Linked DNA regions of Mus musculus: region 2 is linked to region 1. The links are chromatin loops, found by intact Hi-C in ENCODE. Cell type or tissue: gastrocnemius. All regions are shown on one strand. Links, peaks and the distances in the headings refer to the core of each region. The heading gives the core; the rest is flanking DNA. Region 1 holds the start of Sec14l5 (SEC14-like lipid binding 5). Region 2 overlaps Nagpa (N-acetylglucosamine-1-phosphodiester alpha-N-acetylglucosaminidase).

Region 1 (10,707 bases), core at 1,851-9,850:
GGCTGAACTTGAATCTCCAATCTTCCTGCTTCAGACTGCCAAGTACATGAAACACCACACCTAGATTAAAAAATTTAAACTCAGGGCTGGAGAGATGACTCAGAGATTAAGAGCACTGGCTGCTCTTCCAGAGGTCCTGAGTTCAATTCCCAGCAACCACATGGTGGCTCACAGCCATCTGTAATGGGATCCGATGCCCTCTTCTGGCATGCAGGTTTACATGCAAATAGAACACTCAGATATATACATACATACATACATACATACATACATACATACATACATACATGTTTGTTTGTTTTTTTAATTAAGCTCAGCCAGGCAGTGGTGATAGATGCCTTTAATCCCACCACTCAGGAGGCAGAGGTAGATGGATCTCTGAGTTCAAGGCCAGCCTAGTCTACAGATCAATTTCTCTCTCTCTCTCTCTCTCTCTCTCTCTCTCTCTCTCTCTCTCTCTCTCTCTCTCTCCCCCCCCCCCACCTCCCATGTGTGTGGATGGGTGGGTAAATGCTCCAAAATGTTCAAATGTGGACATCAGAAGCTGACATGGCTCCCTCCATCTCTCTCCACCTTATTTTTGAGGTGTGATTGTTCACTACACCTGGAGCACAGTACATTTCTACTAGGCTGACTGACCAGTGAGTCCTGAAGCTCCGCCCTTCTCTATATCCCCATCCTGAGCATCAGAGGTACACACTATTGCACCCAGTTTTTATAAAGTTGCTGGGGAGCCCTAGCTCAGGTCCTCATGGATACACAGCAAACCTTTTACCCACTGAGCCATCTCCTTGGCTCAAATCTTTAAAAGAGTTTTCACAATTAGGAGGCTGACAAAGGAAGATTGTTGTGCGTTCCAAGCCAATCTGAGCTACAGAGTGAAATCCTTTATCAAAATAAACACTAATTAGTTGGGCCAGTGAAGTGGCTCAGTGGGTAAAGGTGTCTGTGGTAAGACTGAAGTTCAGTTCCCAAAACTCACAAGGTAAAAGAAAATTGAATCCAGACAGTAGTAATCCTCTGACTGGAGATGTCTGTCTGTGTGTCTGTCTGTCTGTCTGTCTATCTATCTATCTATCTCTTTCACTCTCTAAAATGGTGTAATAAAAATTTTAGAAATCTTGCTGGAAAGATGGCTCAGGGGTTAAAAGCACTTACTGCTCTTCCAGAGAGGACCAGGGTTTGGTTCCCAGAACACACATCAGGTGTCTCACAACCACCAGTGACTCCAGTTCCAATATGCTCTGGCCTTGGTGGGTGCCTACAGACACATAAACTCATACAGGCATATCTACATGCACATAAGTAAGAAAAATAACCTTTGATCAGTTTAGAAGCCAATCAGTAAATCTGGGAAGCCTTTCCGGTCCAGCTGGGGGGCTTTTGATGCACTGGGTGATCCAATTCTCCGAACACTCCTGTCAAACACAAACCAAAAGGCCCACAGCTCGGATGCCTGGAGGCAGCTGAGTTCATCCCCAGTGGTCCAGCCTGGAACCCACACTGAGGGCAAGTATCAGCTGAGGAACAAAGAGGGGCATTAAGGGCAGAAAAACCCCTTTGTGCCTCCAAAGCCACAAGTTCTGTGTAGTGATGTGGTTATTTGAGGGACAATAGCGTTTTGTCAACAGTCAGCAAAGCGCCTTTGTCTGTGGCGAAGCTGCAGGATCTGGACACGGACAAGAACAGGACGGAAGAGCGGAGGTGGCTGTGACCCACCCTCCAGAGAACACTTTGAAGATGACTCAACGCAATTTACTTTTTAATTGGTTTGTTTGGTTGTTTGGTTGGTTTGGTTTTTTGAGACAGGGTCTTTCTGTGGAGACCAGGCTGGCCTCCAACTTACAGAGATAAACCTTCTCTTTTCTCCTCCTCCCTCTTCTTTTTCATTCGGGGCTGGAGGATGAGGGCTTGAGACAGTGTCTTACGTAGCTCTGTATATTATCAAGCCTTGTAGCTCATATGACTTTGGATTTCCAATCCCCCTTCTTCTGCCATCTTCCCACCTACTGTTGAGATCCTAGACGTGTGCCATCACACTTGATTGTGAACATTTTTTTATAACCTATACATAGTATATTCAGTTTACATTTTTGTTTGTTTCTTGAGACAGGGTTTCTCCGTGTAACCCTGGCCATCCTGGAACTCATCCAGGCTGTCCTCAAAGTCAGAGGTTCACCTGCCTCTGCCTTCTGAGTTCTGGGATTAAAGGGTATGCCACCATTGCCTGGCTAAATTTATATGTATTAAGCCCTCACAGTACATTATTTTCCACCCTATAGACATGTGTCTTGGTTTCATGGCTGAAAAGGTTTTGAAACAATTCCAGAAGGAGATGACAAACTCTCTCTTCTACTCAATGAATGAATAGGCTCAGAAACTTAGAAAATGTGAGTAGCCAGGACCACTAGAAGACTTACAGTTACCTACCATTTCCTCTCCCCTTCCTAAGAGTTTTGTAAGTGTTTAAACTACATTGATTGATTGACCTGGGAGACTGTGCATGTAGAGGTCAGGGGACATATTTGGGTGTCTATTCTCTTTCACCATTTGGGCACCAGCGATGAAACTCAGGTGATCAGGTTTAAAGGCAGCCATCTTTATCCAATGAGCCATCTCACCATCCTTTCTCTTTTATACAGGGTCTCAAGTAGCTCAGGCTAGCCTTGAACTCATGACAAACTGAGGTAACCTAGCCTCCTAGCCTCCTACCTCTAACTTCTGGCCTGGGATTATGGTGGAGCACCACCATATGGGATGACAAGGTGCTGAGGACTGAGCCCGGGGCTTTGTTCATGCCGAGAGAACACTTCACAGACTGAGGCATAACCGTCTAGTATTTCCATCTGCTTGGTGTGAAGTGAGCTATGTACTGAGACCAACACACACGGACACGCACATGCACACTGTTAATCACCATGACAACCTTATGCCAGAGTGTGGAAAACAGCAGCATGGACTCTGTGCTTCTGACCAAAATGGCTGTCTCAGCCTCGCCCTCTGGAGTCACAGCCCCATGGCACCCTACAGCCTGCCTGCACAAGAGTCACAGTGTGAGCCAGAACTCACGGCTCATTTCCTCTTCATCAGAGCCTGCTGTAGGAGCTGCAGATACCGATTCACTCAGCCAACAGCCCGTCACCATGATTTGGAACGCCAGAGATCTCCATTTTAAAGATAGGCAGCAGAAGATCAGGGGTGGGGTCGCCTGCTCCCAGGGTCCCCAGCTTGTCAGCCTCCCCATCCTAAGAACCAGCCCTGTGCAACGATGCCTTCTGTAGACCTTTATCTTCTATAGGCCAGAAAAACATAGGCATGTGGGCTCCTAGCGTTGGATCAGGCAGGACACATGCGCAGATCCCCCAGCTGAGACAGGTTCTTGAAAAGAAGGCTGGAGTTAGCAGTTGGGGGTGGAGTGCAGCAAATCGGGAAGACATTTGGTGTTTTAGACACTAGCAGGGTGTCCAACCTTTTGACACTGATATGCTGTTCTAGTCTACAAGTATATTGGGCCACATTCATAGCTATCCTGGGCGCAAGTGGCCCATGGGCCACAGGTTGGACACATTTGCAAAATATTTCAATATAATCACTTGTAAAACCTTCTCCTCTCCCCACCCATGTGTATGTGCATTCATGCACACATGTGTGTGTGCATGTGCATGTGGGTGCTTGTGTATGTGTGTATGCATGTGCGTGCTTGTGTGTGTGTGCATTTGTTTGTATGCATGTGCATGCTTGTGTGTGTGTGTGCATGTATGTGTGTGTGTGCTAGGCATGGAATTCAGAGCCTTCTGCATGCTCTGCAAACATTCACCACTGTGCCATCCCTCCAGCTCTAGATCTTGTGTGATAACAGGGAATGCCATATGTCACAGGTACCTACTATGTGTCAATCATGTGGCTTCTGGGACACCAGTCACTTCTATTACCGTCCACCACAAGCCCGTGTCATAGCACTGTCCCCATTTCTCTGAGGAGAGACTGAAGTTCCGGAAGGCAGAGTGGTGGAACCCAGAGAAGGAATCCAAGCGTTCTCTACCTCTGGCCTCAGTACAAAAACCTGACCCAGAAGGCCAAGGGTCTGCGGTCATGCCTAGGCACACAACTGCCTCAGTACAGGACACTCACATACACACTCATACCGGAAGACTATATCTCCATCTCCTCTTTTTGTTTCTATGTAGCCCAGGATGGCTTTGAACTCCTGATCCTCCTGCTTCAGCCTTTGAATGTAAGGATCATAGCACATATCCTCATTCTAGAGCTTGTATTTTATCTGCTCGGCAGGGTTTCAAGAGTCATGACAGGTGGGAGGGGGTGGTCAGGCAAAGAAGTCAGGACAGCTGAAAAGTTCAGTAAAATTTCTCCGTTTCATAGCCTGAAATGTCCTCTTTCTTTCCCACCATTGACCTCCAGTCACAAGAGGAGCCCAAGAACCAGGGGTCACTCACCGCCATGACCAGCTCGAATGGATACTTGTATACTCGGACAGGAGACTGATATTTTTGCACCATGTTCCAACTCAGAAGTCACCAGGACAGAGAGAGCACAGAAGCTGGAAATGAAGAGTTACTGGTGAGGTGGCAGCTCCTTTCACACAAAGCATGAGCACTGTCAGGCAGCCCCGACCCTCAAAGTAAGAAACTGATAGGATTATCAGCTAACCCGGGCCAGGTACCTGTCCACTACCCAGCTCCCCAACCCACACTCAGCCCTCTGAGAGCAAGCAGCACTTCATGCTGTCTCCCCATCCCCACTCTTTCAGAGGCACCCTCAATGCCACCCACTCAAGCAGGCACACACATTTACATTCCCACGATTGTCCTCGCACATTCTCCCCGTGACTTGCTGTGGACATCCTGCCCTATGCCCAACCCCCAGTGTTTTTGTGCCTGCCCTTTCATTTTCCTCCATAATAGCCTGACACGTGCACCTTTCTGTACGGTTCACCTGCATCCCACTCCCACACAGGACAGTCCTTGTACACGCAGCATAGAACTTTGCACAGGCACTCAGCTTTCTGCAGCAACTCCACACACGCGCACTCTATCCCCCCAGGTGCACACTAATGGGCACCCACACAAAGCTATTCGAATACACATACATGCGCAGGCTCCGCTGCTCCGCTCACCCTCAGAACTGCTGAAAACACAGCACAGTGCTCTGGCACCTGCTTGACCTGGGAGCTGAGCTCGCCAAATCACCAGGAGGCGCCTTGCCCGGACCGCAGAACTCAGGAGCTCAATAGCCTCTTGTCAATCCTACACAAACAGTGGCCTGTAGGGCAGAAGAGGGACCAGAGCGGTGACAGACATGCCCAGCCTGGACCGCTCCAGGACCCGGGACAGAGGGAGAGCCTGAACTGGCCTGGCACCACCCCCACAAGATTATCTTGTTCCCTGATTGGTTTGGTCCCAACCCCGCCCCGGCCAGACTCGCCCCGCGTCTTAAGCCTGCCCCTCATTTTTATTCATCCCTCTCTTGGTCACGCCTTCAGCCCTACCTTTGCTCCCTATTGGCCATGGCTCGAGAAGACCCCACCCGTGTTGACCCTGTTCACACTCACCCAGACTCAACAAAGGCTCCGCCCCCAACCCAGTCTCTGTACCCATGAGCACCCAGCCCTGAGGACGCGACCCCCCAACCCCCGTTCATTTGCACCTGCCCAGAGTTACAGAGCGCGACTTCCCTAGTCCACAACTACCTCGTTCTGAGTAACCTCTTCTTGAACCTACTGCACCTGAACTTTTTTTTTTTTTTTCCGGTTCGGTTTGAGGCGAAATCCACACTGAAGACCAGTCGAGGCTATATTACCCCAACCTCCGGATTACAGATGTGCTCCACCATGTCCGGCTGACCCCTGGCCTTGATCTCATTCTCCACCTGACCTCGCCTCGAAGGCTGCAGGGGTCTAGCTTAAACCCTTCTGTATGCATTGTTTATTCACTCTTCACACCTTTACAGAGCGTCCACTAAAAGTCGGGCTGTCCGACGTTAAATAAATTAGGCAGGCTGGAGAGACAGCTCAGCAGATAAAAGCAGGTACTAGTCTTCAGGAGGAGCGGAGTTCGACTCGCAGCACCCAGGTCAAGAGGCTCACAAAGTCCTGTAACCCCAGCTCCAGGGGGACCACCACTCAACTACACATAAATATATACATAATCTAAGATAACAAAAGTAAATCTTAAAAAATAAATAAGGTAATGCGCATTATTTGGTAATGTAGACATGGAGAAAATTGCAGAGGAGAAGATAATCAGGAAAAGAGTCACCCTAGGCTTTTGTCCCTTCTAACTTCAGCCGCATGCAAACCCTGCCAGTCTTCCCAGGGTGCCCAGGGAACAGCTTCACTCCCATCAGCCCTCCCTTCTCTCAACCTAGCAATTCACCGTGCAAGAGCAACGGAAATGGCCCTGATATTGTTGCCATCTTCTTAGCATCCTAGGTAAGATGTAATCAGACCTCGCAGACAGCACGTGCTAAAGCGCTATCTAGGTTATAAAGTAGAAATAGGAGTCGAAATTCCCAGTGTCAACACAAGGTGGCAGCAAAAGATAACCTAAGTAGCCACAGGCTATTGTTCTGTCCCAGGTCTCCGTATTTGATTCATTGAGGGGACTTTAGTGGTCTCCCCAGGATCAGCACAGTGACTTAACACTGTCATCTGGTGTTTTCCCAATACCACACTTAAGCCACAATCTTCTCTGCTCCAAACCTTAGGGAAGATGTGACTGTGCTAGAAGAGTGGGTAACATGTTGGATACAGGGAAGTCTGAGGAAAGAGAGGTGCCTGTGCGTGGACAGAGCACTGCACTCCAGCGCCAGGGACACAAATTAATAATATCACTACCACCTATAGGGTTGCAGTTCCCTTTAGCTCCTTGGGTAATTTCTCTAGCTCCTCCATTGGGGGCCGTGTGACCCATCCAATAGCTGACTGTGATCATCCACTTCTGTGTTTGCTAACCAGTACCCGGGAGCTCTTGTCTCTAGCTGCATATGTATCAGAAGATGGCCTAGTTGGCCAGCACTGCAAAGAGAGGCCCATTGGACTTGCAAACTTTATATGCCCCAGTACAGGGGAACGCCAGGGCCAAAAAGGGGGAGTGGGTGGGTAGGGGAGTGGGGGTGGGTATGGGGGACTTTTGGGATAGCATTGAAAATGTAAACGAGGAAAATACCTAATTAAAAAAAAAGTAATATGGGAGGTGAGGGAAAATGACAGGAAGTAGTCTTCTTCAAGAAAGAGTCCTCCCAGTTGGTTAGCCAATAGTAAGTGGTCAGCCCTGTAACTACATACATATATGTAGCATTATTTGGACTGAACATATTGTATTTTATATTTATAACTATTAAATAAATGAATATTAAATTATAAAAAATAATAATAATATCACTACCGCCACACACGTACATATTGTTCCATACACTCTGCTAAAACCTTTCAAATATAAATGCACTTAATCCCCAAACAGCTGCTGTCGGGAAGAAAGGGCTTGGAACTTGAGGGAGCTGGTGCAGGCAGAACACTGCAAATGCATTAAATGTCACCAAGTGGTCTACAGAAAGATGGCTGACTGTGTGTTCTATAAATTTCACCTCATCTCAAACAATAACTGGAGAGTTGGTAGTGTTGCGCGGCTCCCGTGAAGTTCTGGGTTCCACCCTCAGCACCACATGTAGCCCACCTGGAATATCAGCCCTCAGAGATGGAAGCAGGAGGATCAAAGTTCAAGGTCATCCTCAGACAGACAGAGCAAGTTTGAGGTTAGCGTGGGCTACATGAGACTGCCCCAAAAGTAAGTAAGTAACTAAGTAGCAGTTGGAGAGATGGGTCATTGGTTAAGAGTGCTTACTGCTCCTGCAGAAGACCCAAGTTAAATTCCCAGCGGCTACCCTGAGTGGCTCACACCTGCCTTTAACTCCGCACCAGGCAGGCTACCCAGTGCTCCTTCCCTTCCAAGGGTACCCACACACATTGCAAACACTCACATGAACGGGTAGAAGTAAATAAAACAATAATGAATCTTTAAAATAAATAAGTAGCTGGGCGGTGTTGGCGCACACCTTTAGTCCCAGCATTTGGGAGGCAGAGGCAGGCAGATTTCTGAGTTCGAAGCCAGCCTGGTCTACAAAGTGAGTTCCAGGACATCCAGGGCTAAACAGAGAAACCCTGTCTCGAAAAACAAAAACAAACAAAAAAAGAATTAGTGATCTTAGGATTCAAGTGAGAGACCTGACCTAAAAATGTAAGGAGGAAAGTACTTGAAAAGACGCCTAGCTGGGTGTGGAGGCCCACACCTTTAATCCCCTCACTCAGGAGACCTCTGAGTTCCAGGACAGTCAGGGCTACACGGAGAAACCCTGTCTTAGTTAGAGTTACTACTTCTATGGTGAAACACCATGACCTAAAGCAAGTTGGGGAGGAAAGGGTTTATTTGGCTTACACTTCCGTACTGCTGTTCATCATTGAAGGAAGTCAGGACAGGAACTCAAGCAGAGCAGGAACCTGGAGGCAGGAGCTGATGCTGAGGCCACGGAGGGGAGCTGCTTACTCACTTGCTCCCCATGGCTTGCTCAGCCTGCCTTCTTATAGCACCCAGGACCACCAGGCCAGAGATAGCACCACCCAGCATGGGCTGGGTCCTCCCCCATCAATCACTAACTAAGAAAATGCCTTACAGGCTTGCCTACGGCCTGATCTAACAGGGGCACTTTCTTAATTAAGATCCCTCCTCTCAGATGACTTTAGCTTATGTTGAGTTGACATACAACTAGCCAGTAAGCCCTGTCTCAAAAACAAAAAGGAGACTGGACGCCTAACCTCCATATGCATTTGCACACGCAAGCATCTGCATACGCACACACACACACACACACACACACACACACAGAGTAAAATAAAGTAGAACATGAGAATGCCCACTGCAGTTCACTGCAATACAGCAGCTCTCCGTGCATTCAAAGGCTGTGTAACCAGAGTGACAGCATGTCTTCACAACGCTCTCATCCTCAGAGCATTGTCTCTCTTCTTAGCCTGCCCCAGCCACCACACAGCCACCGCTTCTCACGGATATCGCATCTGTCCCTGAAGTCCTCCACCTGGGCTATCTCCAATTCTTAGCTCACAGCTCAGGACCTTTGGGGACCCTCTAGGACCACCCAGGTCACAGTTGGGGTCCCTGTGCACAGTTGTTCCGGTTGTAACCTGCACATGTCACACAGTATTCCCAGTCACTTTGCAGCCTTGATTAGGCAGGAGCCGGGTCTAAAGGAGCCGATGCAGGACCCTGCCCACTATGATCCCTGGCCTTTCCGAAGTCTGTTCATTCCCATAAAGGCGTCTGGATTCCACCCAGAGTCACCTGTGAGCCAAAGGTCACCTAAAAGCAAGAAGACTTTAAGTAGTGGAGGAGCCTCTGTATGTGGTGAGGGGGTGCACAGGGCTGGGTAGCTCTGTAGGCAGCATGGATGCTGTCATAGATCTAGCCCCCTGGGTGACTTCTGCCCCTCTGTTCACAGATGTGTGGCCATACCGTCCCCTCTTTCATTGTATTTCACTTTAAGATTTGTTTTTATTTTAAATTATGTACACACATGAGGGTGAATGCTGACAGAGCCAAAGACCTTGGATCCCCTGGAGCTGGAGTAAGAGGAGCCCCAGGAATTTCCTCTTTAGACAGTCTTGCTATACATCCAAGGCTAGCCTTTTGTTTTATCTGTAGCTGGGAATGGACCCCTAGGGCCTCCCTCCAGGTTGCTGGGCAAGTGTAGTGTCCCCAACCACCCATCCTTCCTTTCTGTGACTGAGTCCTACTCCCCTGTGGACAGGCCACATTCTACTCCCTTGTGGATAAGCATCTGGGCTTACAGTGTGGCTTCTATAGGTAGATAAAAGCATGTGAATGATGTCGAGATAATCCAGACTTGGACCCTAAGGAAAAGCCAGGCTGCATTTCACACTCCTATGCCCAGCCTCCTGAGCTTCCAGCAAGAGAGGTGTCCATCATGCCCAGCTCCTGGGTTTTGAAAACACCTCAAAAGGGACAGAGGCAGTGGGTGTTTTAGAAGTGTCTCTGCCCACACGGTGTCCCCTAAGGGTCCCAGTGGTCACTGGTTACCTGGCTACCCTCTAGGTGACTATATTGGAGGGTGAGAGACAGAATGTAGAAAGGAGACCCTCCTTACTCCCTGCCTTCACCAAGGCCTTTTCCCTGCCTTTCCCCAGTGCTCCTGCTGGCCAGACAAAGGGTCCCTGCAGATTGTGGGAGGCACCTATGCTGGTTCCTGGACTGCTGTCATGCAGAGCAAACTTGTGGCTTGAAACACAACACAAATTCCCATCTCACAACCCAAGAGGCCTGGAAGCTGGGATGGGCCCCACTGGGCTAAAGGTGGGTGTCAGCTAACCCATCCTTCTGCGAGCTCTGAAGGAAGCTGGTTTCTGGCCTCACCCAGACTCCAGGCCATCTGCAGAGAGAGGCTTCATGTGGGGAGAGAGCAAACAACTAGAGCATACATAGTGTGGCCTTGCTGAGGCAAAGGGAGAACTAGGTGTGTGCTACTACACCCCAAAACAGGAACAAGACTCAACCTGCCCTGGGGTCCCATCTCTCTATGATCCTAGATTGGACCACGGAGCCTGAAGAAAGAACATGGAGGGGGGGGATTCTCTTCCTCCAGCCACAGCAGGCCGTGAGCTCT
Region 2 (10,707 bases), core at 1,470-9,469, 49 kb before region 1:
ACTGAGCAGCTATTTACTGTTTAGCACTATGGTGAGAGTCCTAGGGATTCAGTCTTATGTAGAATATAGAAGGAGAATCCTTGGCAATAAGCTGGAAAATTGTGACAAGTGCCAAGAAAGAAACAGGAGAAAGGGGACCGGTGGGGACCAGAAGCACAGGTATGAGGAAAGTGCTGCAGATTTGCTGTATGGTGGCCTCCACATGGCCTAGGAGTTTGTCATAAATGCAGAGCCATGAGTCCACCCTCCCTATACCTCCCATCCAGAAACCACTGGTTAAATCCTAACAACTTGGGTGTGCAGGCACTCCCTTGGTGACTCTGATGGACACTCAAGGTCAAGGGCCACTTGGGGATGGGCTGATGAGTTGGCTTGGTCAGTAAAGTATTTGCCTTGAAAGTGTGAGGACCTGAGTTGGAGCCCCAGAAAGAAACATTAAAAGCCAAGTGCTGGGATGCACACTTGCATTCCCAGGGATGGAGCTGGAAGGCAGGGATAGGCAGATCCACGGCCACACGGTGATATTCTAAGCTAACAAGAGACCTGTCTCACACAGAAAGTGGGTGGCACCTGAGGACCAACACCCAGGGTTATCCTCTGACGTACCTCCAGAGTGGAAAATACTGGGGTGGTGGAAAAGGACACTTTGGTCCTGGGAATCTGGCTATTCAGGGTATAGTGTAGAGGGAGAGGGAGACTCAAGAGGCTGTCTTTGAGTCAAAGGAACAAGCTATCAGAAGAACTCAGGGCAGAGGCCTGTGGTTCCCAGGCTCAGGGCAGCCTTCAAGGCCCTAGGCAGAGAGTAGCTGCTGGGTGAACAAGTACAGAAGTGAGGCCTGGGGCCTCAGGCAAGGCCTGTGAAATCCTTCCACCAACATAGAAGTTTCTGGAGACTGAGATCACATGAAGTGCTTCTGGCTGTGGCATGGAAGCTCACTGGAGGTGGAGCTGGGATGTGGCTCAGTGATCCAGTGCTTGCCACACGTGCACGAGGGAAGGAGCCATCAAAAGAGAGAAAGTCGGGAGACCTGAGGGGTCCCCTGGAGAGCTGGGTAACCACCCCGGGCCCTTCTCCTTTAGGTTCTTTTAGCAAATTTGTGAATGTGATGTCAGCCAGGACAGCCGTGGGTCATGACCGTGAGGGGCAGCTTATCCTCTTCCATGCTGATGGACAGACGGAACAGCGTGGGTGAGTCCCAGGAACCCTCGGGGCTGTTTGCACTCAGCCACCCCTACCTTCCAGTCGTTTCTGGGGTATTGGTGGGACAAGACAGCTTTCCGGCCATTTTGGAAGTTTCATCTGGAGGCAATAGCATTTACCTACTAGTGAAAGAAGACAGTTAAGCCAGAGACCACAGGGGCTCAGCTGCATACCCCCTCTGCACAGCCTTAACCTATGGGAGATGGCAGAGTTCCTGCGTCAACAAGATGTCGTCAATGCCATCAACCTGGATGGAGGCGGTTCTGCTACTTTTGTGCTCAATGGGACCCTGGCCAGTTACCCTTCAGATCACTGGTAAGAACCCCTGAGCCACCTTTGTGGCTCTCTCAGACTGTCTCACTCAGTCAATACTGAGACCCTGTTGTGTGCCAGGCCCTGGGTATCCAAAAGTGAGCAGAAGAGCCGAGATCTCTTCCCTCAGGGTGCTGCACAGCCCATCCCTGGAAACCTGAGACAGGTCAGGAAAGGCCTCCCTGAGGACAGTGAAGTAAGACCTGAGGAGATGGCTGGCCGGGGTTGAGAGAGCCTTTACCGGAAGACAAACTGTACGCAATGGGGAAATCCGCTAAGTGGCCCAGGGAGAGGCTGGAGCTATAGCTCAGGAGGAAAAGTACTTGCCTCGCAAGCGAAGGACCTGAGTTTAAACTCCAAAACCCATATAAAAAGCCAGATACGAGCAAGTGGCACATGCTTGCAGTCCCAGCCTTGTTGAGGAAGAGTCAGGTGAATCCTGACCCTCTGGCCAGCCAGCCTAGCCTACTTTTTGGCAAGGTCCAGGCCAGCGAGAAAGATAAATAAAATAAAGTTTTAAATGACATGTATCTAAGGTTGTCCTGACTCCATATGCGCACGCACGCATGCACGCACGCACAACTGGCAGAATGGAAAGGGAGGCAAACTGGACAGCCTTTATAGGCTGCGGCAGGGACCAGCACCAAGGCCTAGACCTCGTCTCACAGTGAATCCCCCACAGCCAGGACAACATGTGGCGCTGTCCCCGCCAAGTGTCCACTGTGGTGTGTGTGCATGAACCGCGCTGCCAGCCACCCGACTGCAGTGGCCATGGGACCTGTGTGGATGGCCACTGTGAATGCACCAGCCACTTCTGGCGGGGCGAGGCCTGCAGCGAGCTGGACTGTGGCCCCTCCAACTGCAGCCAGCATGGGCTGTGCACAGAGAGTGAGTGGGGAGCCCACAGGAGGGTGGTGCTCTGGCGGGACCCCAGCTCGCCCATGCTAGACTCCCGCCTGTGTCCTTACCCAGCCTCTGTGGTCTTGCTTTGGTAGCTGGCTGCCACTGTGATGCTGGGTGGACAGGATCCAACTGCAGTGAAGGTGAGAGCTGCCTGCAAACACTCCTGGAGAGGGTGGCCTGGCTGCACGCAGCTGGTATGACGCCTTCGTCCCTCCTTCTGGCTTGGAACTTACCTTCAGAGCCTTTTCTCATTTCGCATGTGGATAACCCGATGTTCTACCTACTGAAAGAGTCCCAGCAAGTAGGAGGCCAGATTTTCAGTATTGTCCACTCAACTCTAAGGACCAATAGCAAAAAACAAAGTGTGGCCGGCCACGCCCCTGAGGGAGATCCACCAAAGTCCTTAACTCCTGGAAAGCAGCTCCTGGTGATCCTAGGCATGGGTAGGGTGGTTTCAGCATCAGCTCAGTGGAGTTCCCATTCATAATTTCTTCATCCTTTTAAGGTCATAAGTTCTAGAGCCCACCTTAAATCTAGGCAGTATTCTTGGTGTTTATCTGAGACAAAGTCTTATACAGCCCACGCAGTTCTCTAACTTAGTATGTAACCGAGAATGGCCTCAAGCAACCTGCTTCCTCCTTTCAAGCGCTGGGATTATAGGCATAGCACCAACTTATAGGGTGCTAGAAGTCAAACCCAGGGCCCTATGTATATGCAGCAAGCACTCTAGAAACTGGAACACAGCCCTGTTTGCAGCCCGGTTACCTTGGAGGGTTGGGTCCCAGGGATCTGAGGGCATCTCCTTCAGCATGGCCATGTGCACACCCAGGAGCCAGGCTGTCTGTGACAGGAGACCATGCCACCCAAGGTGAGACCTCCCTGCCACCATCTCCTCTCCACAGAGTGTCCTCTGGGCTGGTATGGGCCAGGTTGCCAGAGGCCCTGCCAGTGTGAGCACCAGTGTTCCTGTGACCCGCAGACTGGCAACTGCAGCATCTCCCAAGGTATGCGGCCTTAAAGGTTCTTGAGCTGGGAGCCCTTGGGGCAGGTCTGGGGTAGGTGGACTCTCCCCAGCCCTTCTTTCTGGTGTCTTGCAGTGAGGCAGTGTCTCCAGCCAACTGAGGCTACGCCGAGGGCAGGAGAGCTGGCCTCTTTCACCAGGTAAGTGTTTTAGCAGGCACTGAGCCCCTATGTCTCATCCGTGAGGCACTAGCCAGGCCAGGAGGTCACAGGTTACCCTCTACTTTGCAAGCTCAGGGACAGTCACAGGTAAAACTGGCATCCAGGAAAGACCCTGAGCTACCCAGTGGAACTCAAAGGTAGCAGGCTATGGGTGTCATGCCTCTGGCTGCAGAGACTCCACTTAGATGCTGGAGCAGGGCCATAGAGACAGGAAGGACTCACCTTATTTCTGAACTCTTCCGTGTGTTCAGGCTTTGTGTTGTTGTTGCTTCCTTTCTGCTGTTTCCTGGGTTTCCAGCTCCATCCCCACAGGGCTCATGGAAAGAATTGTGAAGCAGGGGGTGTGGCTCAATTGGCAGATTGATTGCCTGGCATGCAGAAAGCCCTAGGTTCAATCCCCAGCATTTCATATCATAACCCAGGCATGGTGGCATCATGTGCCTGTAAGTCCAGCACTTGGGAGGTAGAAGCAGAAAAGCCACGAGTTTAAGAATGTTAGGGAGTCTTAGGCCAACCTGGGATACCTAAGACAAGAGATAGATGTAGGGAGATAGATTGACAGACAGACAGACAGACAGACAGACAGACAGATCTTGAGCTGGACCTTCTGGCACAAGCCTGTCATCCTAGCTATTCCAGGAAGCTGAAGCAGGAAGATAGCAAATTCAAGGCCAGCTTAAGCCACAGATTGAGTTCAAGATCAACCTGAGCAACTTTATGAAATCCTATTATAACATAAAAAGTAGGGGTGGGAGGTTAGGCTGTAGCTCAGTGGTAGAGTGATTGCCTAGCACGCACAAGGACCCAGGTTCAATTCCCAGTACTGCAAAAAATATATTAGGAACCACCTAAAAGCAGTAACATTCACATTAGATGTGTGTGTGTGTGTGTGTGTGTGTGTGTGTGTGTGTGTGTGTGTGTGTGTGTGTGTGTTTTGTTGGGTATTTATTTCATTTACATTTCCAATGCTATCCCAAAAGTCCCCCACATCCTCCCCCACCCACCACCTTGTTTTTTTTTTTTTTTTTTTTTTTTTTTTTGACCTGAAACTCACAGGTTAGGTTAGACAAGCTGACTGGTGAGCTCCAACTTCCAACGTACCATCATGCCTGGCTTTTGTTTTGGTGTCTCTGTGTAACCCTGGATGTCCTGGAGCTCTCTCTGTAGACCAGCCTGGCCTTAAACTCACAGAAACCCACCTGTTTCTGCCTCCCATGTGCTGGGATTAAAGGCGTGTGCCACCTCACCCAGCCCTGCTGGACTTAAATTGGGTCTTCATTTTATAAGACAAGCATGAGCTAATTCCCCAGTTCCTAAAAATGTTTTTAAACATCCTTAAAACATCAGAGACTGTCTGTGGTATTCCCTCCATGTGTCTTCAGTATACCTACTCCCCTCCCTGCCTACTGGGTTCAACATGCCCAGTTTGGGTTCTGGCTGCCTGCCCCCACTCAAGACTCTCTTTTCCATCCCAGGACCACCTGGCTAGCCCTCACCCTGACACTAATTTTCCTGCTGCTGATCAGCACTGGGGTCAACGTGTCCTTGTTCCTGGGCTCCAGGGCCGAGAGGAACCGGCACCTCGACGGGGACTATGTGTATCACCCACTGCAGGAGGTGAACGGGGAAGCGCTGACTGCAGAGAAGGAGCACATGGAGGAAACTAGCAACCCCTTCAAGGACTGAAGAGCTGCCCCAACGGCATGCTCCAGATAATCTTGTCCCTGCTCCTCACTTCCACAGGGGACATTGTGAGGCCACTGGCATGGATGCTATGCACCCCACCCTTTGCTGGCCATATTCCTCCTGTCCCCATGCTGTGGCTCATGCCAACCTAGCAATAAGGAGCTCTGGAGAGCCTGCACCTGCCTCCCGCTCGCCTATATCTGCTGCCCAGAGGCCTGTCTCGCACAGGGGTCTCGCCACTGCCAAAGACTCCCAGGAAGCCACTAGCAAATGGAACTCTGTAACCCCATCATGACAAGAGTGGCCACTCTCCGCCTGCACAGGGATGAAATAGAAAGCCTTACACACACACACACACACACCCTCGGCTCAGCCACGGCACTCGCCTTTTATACAGCCTCATCGCTGGACAGCCAACTAGAACTCTGCATCCTGTCACAGGAAGCACCTCATAAGAAGGGATGGGGAGGGAAGGAAGTCGCCTTGTTTACAGACCTATTTTTGTTGTCTTGTTCCCTAAAGGAGTTTTCTAACACTTGAATAAATTGGGATACTAAAACAAGCCACCAGGGGGCGTGTGAGGTCTGAGTCCTGAGCTGCTGCCTCTCATGGGGACGTTGGACAGTTCCCCAGTGCCTCTGTTAACCCAATGCTGCACAAGTTTGGCCAGGCACAAGGCCACCCAGGGACCATGCTTTCTTTGATAAGTTGCTTGGGTCATGTTTTATCACTGCAATAGAGAAGTAACCACAGTCATGTGCTGTGTTCCTGCAAGCTCCAGTCGGTGCTGTTGCTGCAGGCTAGGCTACACTTGGAAGGCAGGGATTTCATTGGTCCTAACCATTTTCCATTGGTGGTTGTCCTAGTTACTTTTCTATTGCTGTGATAAGCAACATATCAAAGGAAGCAATTTAATTTGATTTAGGGTTTCAGAGTGTCAGAATCCATGATGGTGGAGCAAGGGACCAGATGAGAGAGAGAGAACCTCAAGACTTACCTCAAGTGATACACCTCCCTTCTGACCCTACCCAAACGGTTCCATCAGGTGGGGATGTAGATGAGCCTGTGGAAGCCATTCTCACCGGAACCACCACATTCCAATCCCTGCCCCCATAGGCGTACTGCCATATCACAGTGCAAAATGCTCTTAGTCCAACTTTCCCCTTACTCTTTCCCAGTCTCAATACTGTTTTAAAGTCTTTTTGGAGACCCAAGGCACTCTGTTATTGTAACTTCCTGTAAAATAAAAAGGCAAATGACATAGGCCCAACATACAATGGCATGATATATATGTTGCCATTCCAAAAGTGAGGAATGGGGGCATTGCCAGGAACTGCTGAGCCAAAGCAAGATGGAGAGCCGACAGGGCGGACTTCAAACCCTGTAGCTCAGGGTCTGTTGTCAAGGGCTCTTCAGATCTACTCCCTCCAGCTCTGCTGCTGTGACATACTTCTCTTTCTTGGCCTGGGTCCCTGTGTGCAGCTCTCCTTGGCAATACCCCATGGCTCTGGCACCTCTAACATCTTGGAGTCTCCAGTGCAATCCAGACTTCGCTTTCACAGTTTCATGCAATGGCCTCTCAGAGCCTTCCCTGCAGGGACTCCCTTCCAAATATCTGGCCTCAGTGACTGTCCTTAACCAAGGAGGACATGTCCTAAACCCCTTTACTTGTAGATTCTTCGTGACTCTAAAGTCAGAACCATGCAGATGACACTGCCAGGTTTCATTACCCACGGGATGGAGCCTGGTCCCCTTAGGCTCATTTGCAGACACTTTCCTTTGTTGTTGCTTTTTAGCAGAAAATTCCAGGGCCCTTCCCTTTTCACAAGTTGGAGGCAAATGACTAGTTATGGGCGGGTGTTACTCTGAGAGCGCCCTTTCTGCTTTGTGGTTCCCACCACACCGCTCCTTACCTCCTTCAGATCAAGCCTTGGCTCCAATACTAAGTTCCCTGGTGCTCTTTTTCACCTCAAACTCCACATTTTGTATTTGTTTGTTTCACTCACTTGCTTGTTTCCATTCTAGACCTACATGAGAGTGATTGACAATAACCACATAGAAGGGTCACTATTGAGCTGTATTGAAGTCACCAAAAGCCAGGTGGTGGCAGCACATGCCTTTAATTTCAGCACTTGGAGGCAGGGGCAATGAATCTCTGAGTTTGAGGCCAGCCTGGTCTACAGAGGGAGTTCCAGGACAGCCAGGGCTAAACCCTGTCTCAGAGACAGGTTTTACTCTATCTGCCTTTGCTCTGGAAAGTGACCTCACTACCAACCCCCATCCAGCTTGCCTTGAGTCCTCAGACAAAAGACACACACACACACACACACACACACACACACACACACACACACACACACACACACACACACAGAGTTCCTGTTCAACTTGTGGTAGAGCACAATTGCTGGGTGTTACTATCTCCCACCTGGAAAAGTGTGCCCTTAATATTTTTATCGCCACTCCTCCCACCTGCCCTAAACCTCCACCTACCCCCTGCCAAACATCCTTGACCACCGGCCTGTAGTTGTGGCCACAGGCCCCAGCTCCTCTTGAGACCTCACATGGCTGCTGGCTTCTTCTCCCTCCAAAGCATGACAAATACTCCACCTCTCCTTCCTTGCATCTGTCTTTTCCTCCTGGGACCCAGAAGTTCCAGCTCTACCTTCTGCCCAGCAATTGGCCCATGGCTTTCTTTACTGACAGATCAAGAACCAGTTGGGGAACAGGACCTTAGCATCAGAACCACCCCCTACAATCTCCTTCACCAAAGAAATCATTCCATTATTTTTCAATTCATTCCCAGGGAAATTCTTAGGACAAGGGCAAAAGACAGCCACATTCTTAGCCAAGTTTACATGTACGGTCTCTAGCCCTCTTGCTAATATCACTCTCTTCTGAAACCTCTTGAACTAGGCTTTCATAGTCCACATTGCTGTTAGCATTGCTGTCCTCTAAGCTCCAACTAGGATGGCCCAATAAATCCCTTTTATAGCATTCAACTATTTTCCTAGTCCAAAGTTCCAGAGTTTTCAACATTTCTCCAAAAATGATGGCCAGACCTATCACAGAAATGGCCCACTTCCTGGTACTTACTTTATTCTTAGTTAATTTTCTATTGCTGTAATAAAACATCATGACCCCAGCAACTTATAAAGAGAAAGTATTTAATTTGCCTTATGGTTTTAGAGAGAGTCCATGATGTCAGAGTAAAGAAGGAACAGTTGAAAGATCACATCTTGATTCACAACCACCAAGCAGAAAGACAGAGACAGAGAGACAGAGACAGAGAGAGAAAGACAGGGAGAGAGAGAAAAAAGACAGAGACAGACAGACAGACAGAGAGAGAGAGAGAGAGAGAGAGAGAGAATGAGAATGAATACTGGGAATTGCACTAGTTTCTTGAAACTTGAAAGATCATCCCAGTGACACACCTCCTCTAAGGCCACACCTCCTAAACCTTCCGAAGCATTTCCATCAGCCGGGAACCTGGTATTAAAATACATGAGCCAGTGAGGGCCATTTCTTATTGGTGGTGGTGGTTTGGTTTGGTTTGGTTTGGTCAAGACAGGATCTCATGAAGCCTGGGCTGGCCTCATTCTTGCTACACAGCCAAGGATGACCTTGAACTCCTAATCCTTCTAGTTTGTCTCCAGAGTCCCAGAAGTGCAGTCATGACACCACAGTCATTTTACATAGTGCTAAGGATCGAGCCCAGTGTTTTGTGCATGCTAGTCAAGTGTTCTGTCAACTGAGCCACGCCCACATCCATACAATTCAAGTCAGGTGTCCACATGTAAAGTCAGCATTCCAAATTCTTGGTTTCTCTTTCAAAGAGCTCACACAGATACCCTTGCTGTCACTCAGGCAATGACTCGCTGTGACGGAGTAGTGACATTCTTCCCTGCCCTTTGGTCTGGATACCTTTCCTACCTCCCAGCACAGCAGCAGCAGCTTCCCAAGTCTGTATCCTGCCCCACCTGGGGTGCGACAAAGCTCATCACTTCTGGCCCATGAAGGGGCTTCAGAAAGGGTCCAGCAGGTTCCCTGTGAGCATGTGATACTGTGCACTTAGCGTCTATGAGAGGAGCGGGACTTTCCAAACATGTTTGTTATTTTCACTGTGTGACTTCCTGGGAAGATGTGAACAGATATCTATCTATGCAGGCAGGCCAACACTGGCAGACACAAGGAATGAGTCCAGCCAGGCCTAGCTCGGTGAACAGTGAGTTTATTGGAGTTACTCACATAGTATGGGTGGCTCAAAGGCAGCTGCATCACAGAGTGGCTCACCCCAGGACAGGTGACCAGTCATGAACACTCAGTATTAAAGTTCCTGCTTGACCTGCAGACAGCTCAGTTGACCAGTCTCCTCTCCCCATGCTAGTTACTTTACTGCTTATATGATGCTAGGGAAGGGACCTTGTGAATCTTGTCACCTGCATTTACTTCCTGAGTCTGATACACTCCTTCCTCCTTTGGGAGCAGATGTTTCAATTTGGAGAAAGTTGTCATACAATACCTTTACTATGTAATACTCCACTCCAAAAAAAAAAAAAAAAAAACCCTACCAGCCTAAACAATTACTGTTTATCTTTAAAATTACCATTTCAAATGATTCTAACATCATGCAGACTTTGTCAATGTCTGGGCTAGGGTCAGTTATTTTAGACAAATTTTAGCCAATTGCTGGGTGGAAGGAAGAGACTGGATTTCTGGGTCGGCAGGCAAGCAAGCAGACACAGGAGAGGAGAAAGCAAGTTTTCTTTTTCATTTTCTTTTCTTTTTTATTTTCTTCTCTTCTCTTCTCTTCAATTTCCTTTTCTTTTCTTTTTTTTTTAACAGGATATTTTACTTATTTATATTCCCATCCCTTTCCCTGTTTCCCCTCCACAAACCCCCTCTGCAAACCCCCTATCCCATCCTCCCCTCCCCCTGCTTCTTTGAGGGAGCTCCCCTACCCACCCACTTCTACCTCCCTACCCTTGCATTCCCCTACACTGGGGCATTGAGCCTTCACAGAACCAAGAGCCTCTCCTCCCACTGATGCCAGAAAAAGCCATCCTCTGCTATATGCGTCTGGAGCCATGGGTCACTCCATGTGTACTCTTTGGTTGGTGGTTTAGTTCCGGGGAGCTCTGGGGGGAGGGGGTCTGGTTAGATGATATTGTTGTTCTTCCTATGGGGTTACAAACCCCTTCAGTTCCTTCAGTCCTTTCCCTAACTCCTCCATTGGGGTCCCCGTGCTCAGACCAATGGTGGTAGCCACCAGAAAGTACCAGATGCCAGGAAAGCAAGAGGCTCCCAGGACCCAAAGGGGATGAGATTGGCTGAAATACCCAACAAAGGGGAGGGAGAGCCTGTAAAGACCATGTCCAGAGGTTAGGCACGGCCCCAGTGGGGCTACTCATTCACCTCCAGAG

The links. Hi-C counts contacts between places; a loop is a spot of excess contacts. Peaks named below come from ENCODE experiments on the same cell type or tissue, not always from the same donor. Only the 100,000 strongest peaks of a DNase experiment are listed, where the experiment ranks them.
Region 2: it touches region 1 in a loop (2.5-fold over the local background); 9 of 42 quality-filtered maps call a loop at or near these places.

What each region holds. Positions count from the first base shown.
Region 1 is chr16:5,141,596-5,152,302 of GRCm38, reverse strand. It overlaps Sec14l5 (SEC14-like lipid binding 5), which reads right to left and starts at 5,194. Exons shown (of 16, transcript NM_001127725.1): 1 at 5,174-5,194; 2 at 4,455-4,558. The coding sequence starts at 4,517. In gastrocnemius, for the core only: CTCF peaks have their summits at 5,260 and 6,542 (motif pointing right); DNase peaks (open chromatin) are centred at 5,452, 5,866 and 6,531; H3K4me3 peaks cover 4,279 bases; H3K27ac peaks cover 3,835 bases.
Region 2 is chr16:5,190,425-5,201,131 of GRCm38, reverse strand. Nagpa (N-acetylglucosamine-1-phosphodiester alpha-N-acetylglucosaminidase) reads left to right here. Exons shown (of 10, transcript NM_013796.3): 4 at 1,081-1,189; 5 at 1,388-1,516; 6 at 2,196-2,401; 7 at 2,509-2,556; 8 at 3,319-3,420; 9 at 3,514-3,577; 10 at 5,074-5,852. The coding sequence ends at 5,284. Among named protein-coding and RNA genes, the nearest start is that of Nagpa, 8.2 kb to the left of the region's middle. In gastrocnemius, for the core only: a CTCF peak has its summit at 5,851 (motif pointing right); DNase peaks (open chromatin) are centred at 2,301, 5,857 and 6,770.